2 separate regions of the Homo sapiens genome follow, and region 1 is linked to region 2. Evidence: read pairs that join two places in POLR2A ChIA-PET (ENCODE). Cell type or tissue: CD4-positive, alpha-beta T cell. All regions are shown on one strand. Each heading gives the region's core, and the rest is flanking DNA. Links, peaks and the distances in the headings are about the cores only.

Region 1 (4,123 bases), core at 780-3,279, 360 kb before region 2:
TAATCCCAGCTACTCAGGAGGCCGAGGCAGGAGAATCGCTTGAACCCAGGAGGTGGAGGTTGCAGTGAGCCAAGATCGCACCACTGCACTTCACCAGCCTGGTCAACTGAGTGAGACTCTGTCTCAAAAAAAAAAAAAAAAAAAAAAAAAAGGCTTATCCACATTGCAGGTTGGCCAATCTTGTTTTCAATTTTTCTTCACTAAACATGTACTGAGCATCTTATTTGCGCTCCTCACTAAACATGTACTGAGCATCTTATTTGTGCAGGACAATGTGCTAGATGCTCTACATAAAAACATAAGATATTGTCCTTGCCCTCTAGTTACTTGTGTTGTACTTGAAACAACAGGTCACAGAAGAATGCTTTAAAATCCTATCTTAAAAATCATTAAAATAAGGCTCAGAGACTTTAGACTAATTTACCCAAAACCACAGAGATTAGAGCTTATCTTTTCTGTTTGATGGATCTCTACCTCTCGATTGATCAAAAACTTCAATACCTAATATTTGAGTAGCACAGTGTTCTGGGATGTAAAGTTCCATAGGGTACAGGCTTTATCCTCAAGAAATCTACATTTTAGTAGAATTGCAAAGACATTAAACACATAATTAAAATATTTGGTGGTATGTGATGAGCGCTTGACAGTGGAGCAAAAAGCCCAGCATAGCACTCAGGGATCATTTCCTGTGCAGGTGTTTGAAGAAGACCTGATCCCACCTCTAAGGCTTAAGCAACACTTGTGAAGACATCAACATCCTTGACTTGATTAATCTAACCTTCAACCAAGGCTGTGAGCTAGCTGAAGAAGGTTTCAGGTTTTCCCTGGTAAACCCATATAATTCTGACCAGTGATGGCAGGGAAAGTTTAAACAAGGAAGTAGTGGTGTAGGCAGTTGGCAAGAGGAGAAAAACCAGAAAGTCCTAAAGAGAAGGGAGCTTAAACAGGTACTCCAAGAACCACAGGGAGCCTCTGGAAAACCTTCAGATTCGTGATCCTTGCCCACTTGGATTCCTAAACCTGCACTCAGATTTCACCAGTAATGGGGATCAAGAGACTCAGGGTCAGATGGTGACTTTTATGTGTGTCTTGAGCCTCTTCACAATATGACCCATTCTTCTCCTTTCCATTTCCTATGCCTCCCCTCCCGCCTCACTGACCATCCAGCTCCGATCTATATGTTCTTCAACGAGGAGCTGACCTCAACAGGTTGCCTTTCCTGAGCTCCAGTGTCACTGGCTGCCCTCTGTGATTGGGCAATGTGAGGCGCAGGCTTGGGAGTGTAGAGGAGATGAGGAGTGGGAAGAAGCCTGAAGCCACAGCTCCTCCACCTTGGATGGTTTCTCAGGTGACAGACAGGTCCCTTCTCTGGCTTCAGCTCCTGCTGGGCAGGCCTGCCGTGGTTCTAGCCACTGCCAGCTGACCCTGGCTCCTGGGGCCTTACCTCTTTCACTTCTTTTTCTGTTGATAAACCCGTTTGGCTTCCAGCTTCTCCAGCACCTGTGTAAACAATTCCTGTACCCAAATTGAATTTCTTCTCTTGTAAATACTTAAAGTGGTTTCTGATTTCTTTGCTAGATCCTAATTGATACATATATACATGAAGAATTGATATATTAAATGGTGACTTGCCAAGTAGGGCAGTTACGATATTCGAGCCTAGAACACAAAGACTGTCTCCTCCTCGCCCCCAATATGCAGGAATTGCTTAGATGACTCTTCAAACAGATTTACCTCAGGAAGAACTGGGCCACCATCTGAGCAAGAGCAATCGTAATATGAATCCACTGTCCTTGAAGTGTGTTATAAGCAACCAAACACCCCATGGTTGTCATACCATTGGCTCAACTATGAAAAAAATACGAGTATGTGATGGACATGCGGTGCAGCCCATAAACTCAGTGTGCCAAGAGCTCTTGCAGTTCTTGAGTTCATTTATATTAGCAGAAGGTTTTAAAGAGGTAGTGGGAGAAGATGAAAGCAGAAATGTTTATATTTTTTAAAAAGAGGAAGGCAGAGATGAAAGTCAGAAAGAGAAGGGGCGAGAGGAGCTAGCCCATAGGTCTACTGGTGTGAGGATGATGCAATCAATTCCCAACTCAGCAAGGCATAGAAAGGGAATGAACTAGTAGCCCAAAGAGGAAGTGGGACAAGAGCTAGTTCCTCCTTCATCAGTTACCCCCATGGCTTCACAGTCTAGTGGAAATGCTCACATTTTGGAAAGGCAGATATTCTTAGACAAATACAAGTTGAAAACTGCACTTCACATAAACAAAGAATGATTTGCAGATTGACTTCCTTGTTACCAATTCAAATATAAAAAGCCTCTCTCCTTTAGCATATATAGTAAAGGATGGCTTACATACTAGATTTCTTCTGTTGCCTGGATTATAAATTATGAAAAATTACACAAATTATATATATATATATATAGTACACACAGTGTAAGCATATATACAAAAATATCTATATATACAAAAATTATACAAATTCTAGAATTATACAATTTCTAAGCCATTAAACCAAATGTTCTATGCCCCATCTTCCAGGACCTGTTGTTTTTTTAAACAAGCCTAAATACACATACACCCTCCAAACACTTCTCGAGATATTTTAAATAAACTCATTTTATTAAATCAAGCTGAGATTTTTTATTTTTATTTTTTTAGAGATGGGGTTTTGCTATGTTGTAGACACTGGTCTCAAGCATCTGGGCTCAAAGGATCCTTGGGCTTCACCCTCCTGAGTAGCTGGGACTACAGGCGCACACCACTGCACCCAGTGTGGTTTTTTATATTATATATTCACCTGCATTGTTCCATGAAAAATGTAATATAAATGCAAGCACATGCTGCAGATGCTAAATTAGAAAAACATCTGTGCTTTTTACATCATCCTGCCTTAGAAAGAAGGCACCCAGGACAATCCCAGCAGCTGGCACACTCTACGTGGTGTGCTCATTACCACAAGTAAATAAAGTCAGTAAATTACTGGCAGAGCACAGGGGGCATGATGAGATTAGGAAATAACCCTTTCATCAAACTCTCTGCACATTGCATATTGCCTGGGCAAAAAGCAAATAATGATGATCAATGGGGAATTAATATTTTAGTCAAAGAGGAATGGAGATGAATATATACTATAAATTATTAACCAGCACTTGTACTCTATCCCCTTGGCACAGCATGAAATAGGCTTCTAAAGAAACAGGATACATATCTTCTACTTACTTAGCAATGTTTTCTTCAACCAATGAATAATATTCATAAAGATGCAAATCTCTAAGACATTCAAGAGAAAAAATATATACCTGAATTTCTCTACCTTTCTGTAAGAGAATGTAAACCAAACATAAATATTCTTATGCTTATACTTATATAAATAGATATGTTTTATGTGATATGTCCATAAATATTACTGTGCTATAGCAGAGAAACAGTCATTGGGCTGGAAATTGAGACGCATCAGTTCTAGCTCACCCTTGGCTATGACCGGCAGTGACATTTTAAACTCTCTGGGCCTTTGTTTTCTCAACATAAAATAAGGGGTTAGATCAGAGATGACCTGGAAGAACACTTTCCACTTTCAAATTCTTCATAAGGGCCTTATAATGAGCAACATGTAAGAAGGACTTGGAAAAAGTGAGGTGGGCTCCAGCATAAAAATGAAAAACATTATATAAAAATTGCCGGCGAGGTGCGGTGGCTCATACCTGTAATCCCAGCACTTTGGGAGGCCAAGGCAGGTGGAACACTTGATGTCAGGAGTTCAAGACCAGCCTGGCCAACATGGGGAAACCTTGTCTCTACTAAAAATACAAAAATTAGCCAGGTGTGGTGGTGGGCACCTGTAATCTCAGCTACCTTGGGAGGCTGAGGCAGGAGAATTGCTTGAACCCAGGAGGCAGAGGTTGCATTGAGCCAAGATTGTGCCACTGCACTCCAGCCTGGGTGACAGTGCGAGACTCCATCTCAAAAAAAAAAAAATGCCAATTATTGAAGCCAAGGAAATATATACTGGTACAGGAGAAAAAAGATATCTATATCTATATCTATATCTATATCTATATCTATATTTATATATACAAACACATAATCATATACATATATAAATTGCTACTCTC
Region 2 (3,246 bases), core at 747-3,246:
TAGCTAGGATTACAGGCACCTGCCACCACGCCTGGCTAATTTTTGTATTTTTAGTAGAGACGGGGTTTCACCATGTTGGCCAGGCTGATCCCAAACTCCTGACCTGAGGTGATCCACCCGCCTTGGCCTCCCAAAGTGCTGGGATTACAGGCATGAGCCACCGCCCAGACTCTCTTTAGTGATCAGTTTTCCTGGGAACTAATAGAGTGAGAACTCACCCATTATCTTGAAAAGGACACCAAGCCATTCAAAGGATACGTCCCCATGACCCAAACACCTCCAATTAGACCCCACCTCTAACAATGGGGATCAAATTTCAATATGAGATTTGGAGAGGACAGACATCCAAACAGTATCAGTCACCTTTGTATGAATTTATCACAACATCCTGAATCTTCACAACATCCTTATTATCTCCATTTTGCAGATAAGGTGACTTGACTCATGAGATAGGCGACCTGCATATGGATTTACTGTTTGTGAATGGCAGACCTAGGATTAAGCTATCCTGACCCAATGTCATTATATTTAACCAAGTAAACTATTTGTAGAAATGAATCATATCTCTGGATTATGTAAAGCTTTCTTGTTAGTCATGGTGTAAACTGAGAGCCAGTTTTAGTTCAGATAGCCAGTATATCTTCATAGTCTCATGGATTGGAGAGATGACTTTATCAATTCTCAGAGTTGACTCAGTGATACCTGCTTAAGATATCTGCCCTGGTCAAATGCCAGGACTTTTTGATGTCTTGATGACATTTGAATGCCTTTTTTTTTTTTTTTTTGAGATGAAGTCTCGCTCTGTCCCCCAGGCTGGAGTACAATGGCGCGATCCCAGCTCACTGCAACCTCTGCCTCCTGGTTTCAAGCGATCCTCCCACCAAGTAGCTGGGATTGCAAGCATGCGCCACCACACCTGGCTAATTTTTGTATTTTTAGTAAGTGGAGGTGGATTTCACCATGTTGTCCAGGCTGATCTCGAACTCCTGACCTCAAGTGATCTGCCTGCCTTAGCCTTCCAAAATGCTGGGATTATAGGCATGATCTATTGCACCCAGCGGTAATTTCTCTTGTTTTGAGATGGAGTCTTGCTCTGTTGCCTAGGCTGGAGGGCAGTGGTGCAATCTCAGCTCACTGCAACTTCCACCCCCTGGGTTGAAGAGATTCTCCTGCCTCCGCCGCCGGAGTAGCTGGGATTACAGGTGCCCACACCACGCCTGGCTGATTTTTGTATTTTTAGTAGGGTGGGGGCGTTTCACCACGTTGGCCAAGCTGGTCTTGAACTCCTGATCTCAGGTGATCTACCCATCTCAGCCTCCCAAAGTGCTGGGATTACAGGCATGAGCCACTACGCCTGCCCTGTAATTTCTTTTTTTCTTTTTCTTTTCTTTCTTTTTTTTTTTTTTTGAGATGGACTCTCGCTCTGTTGCCCAAGCTGGAGTGCAGTGGCGCAGTCTTGGCTCACTGCAACTTCCACCTGCTGGGTTCAACAATTCTCCTGCCTCAGCCTCCCAAGTAGCTGGGACTACAGGCGTGCGCCACCATGCCTGGCTAATTTTTTTTGTCTTTTTATTAGAGTCGGGGTTTCACCATGCTGGGCAGGCTGGTCTGGAACTCCTGACCTCGTGATCCACCCGCGTCGGCCTCCCAAAGTGCTGGGATTACAGGCGTGAGCCACCACACCCGGCCCGTAATTTCTTTATTGAAAAATTTTTACAAGGAGGCATAAAGTTGGAGTTGACAAAAATACAAAAATTAGCCAAGCATGGTGGCAGGTACCTGTAATCTTAGCTACTTGGGAGGCTGAGACAGGAGAATTCCTTGAACTTGGGAGGTGGAGGTTGCAGTGAGCTGAGATCATGACACTACTCCAGCCTGGGTGACAGAGTGAGACTCTGTCTCAAAAAAAAAAAAAAAAAAAAATTCTTTTCATTTGTTCTATACTGCAGAATAGTAAAAGCTCATTAAAAATGTCATCCCTGAGGGGCCAACTTTACTTTTGGTGTGAAAATATGTATCATGGAGGGCCGGGGGTGTAGGGGGACCTAAGTCCTGAAATTTTAGGACTTTCACTTTTTCCCAAAACTGTATTACTCATTAGCAGATGAACTTTAAAACTGCCTTTTAAAATGATATTTTAGTTGCGCTAAATTATGGTATGACACTGAATGATACGATAAGTCTCTTAAAAATAGTAGCCAAGTAGATAGACCAATAGACTGTTAAAAGAAAAACTTTCAGACAAATTTTACAATTTAACTGAGCAAGGAAAAATGATTCACAAATTGGGTAGCCCTTAGAGCAGATTCAGAGAGGCTGTGGTACTGCTGCATGGTCTTAGAGAATTTACGGACAGAAAAAGAAAAGTGATGTATAGAAAATGGAAATATGAGGTACAGAAGTGAATTGGTTATAGTTTATTTGCTTTATTTGGCAAAATGAACATGGTTTGAACAGTTGGTTATTCATGAGTGGTTGAAGTATGGCTGCTGTGGTTGGCTGAGATTTAGCTATTGTTACAGAAGCATATTGCTAAGTGAGAATTTGCTTACCTAATAAGTTAGGTTGCAGTTCATACATAAGAACCCAAGTATGCTTTAGGGCTGTTTCAGGCCAGATTTTGATTTAACAAAACTAGTGTCACTCATAGGCTTTAGAGCCTCCTCTTCATTTATCTTATGTTTCCCCTTTTCATGGCTTTATTTTAGTTGCTTCTCAGCTACTCAGAGAAATCTCTGTATCTTGTAGTATCTAATCACACTTTAAAAAAATGATTCATTTCCCAGTGGGCAGAGTAGCACACAGCTGTAGTCCCAGCTACTTGGGTGACTAAGTTAGGAGAATCTCTTGAGGCCAGGAGTTCAAGGCTGTAGTGTTCTATAATTGCACCACTGCATTCCAGCCTGGGCAAGATAGTGAGACCCCATTTACTGATTATAAGATTTAAAAATATCTGCTGCATGATTTGTGAAAAACACAGAAAGTCGTAAGGAGTAAAATAAATCATCTTTAATTTTTTTTAAAGTTAACCACGGTTAAGAGTTGGGTCTGTTTCCTTTTATTCCGTATGTACCTTTTTCCCTGTCTCCTTTAATTAGTACTGAGTTAAAGACCGTGCTTTACTTAGTACTTGAGTATGATTTCTGGAAAAAAAAATTACTGGTTTTATAAAAATGTGTGTACACTAAAATTCATTTATTTTACCATGTACAATTTTTTGAGTTTGGGCAAATTCATAGACTCAGG

The links. ChIA-PET counts read pairs that join two places held together with the same protein. Peaks named below come from ENCODE experiments on the same cell type or tissue, not always from the same donor. Only the 100,000 strongest peaks of a DNase experiment are listed, where the experiment ranks them.
Region 1: POLR2A ChIA-PET joins it to region 2 with 9 read pairs; 3 of 35 experiments call an interaction of 5 or more read pairs at or near these places.

Annotation. Positions count from the first base shown.
Region 1 is chr10:63,701,235-63,705,357 of GRCh38, reverse strand. No RefSeq gene overlaps it. Among named protein-coding and RNA genes, the nearest start is that of REEP3, 180 kb to the right of the region's middle. In CD4-positive, alpha-beta T cell, for the core only: no CTCF peak of the experiment used is centred there; a DNase peak (open chromatin) is centred at 2,087.
Region 2 is chr10:63,345,745-63,348,990 of GRCh38, reverse strand. All of the region lies in intron 2 of JMJD1C (jumonji domain containing 1C), which reads left to right. Among named protein-coding and RNA genes, the nearest start is that of MIR1296, 26 kb to the left of the region's middle. In CD4-positive, alpha-beta T cell, for the core only: no CTCF peak of the experiment used is centred there; no DNase peak of the experiment used is centred there.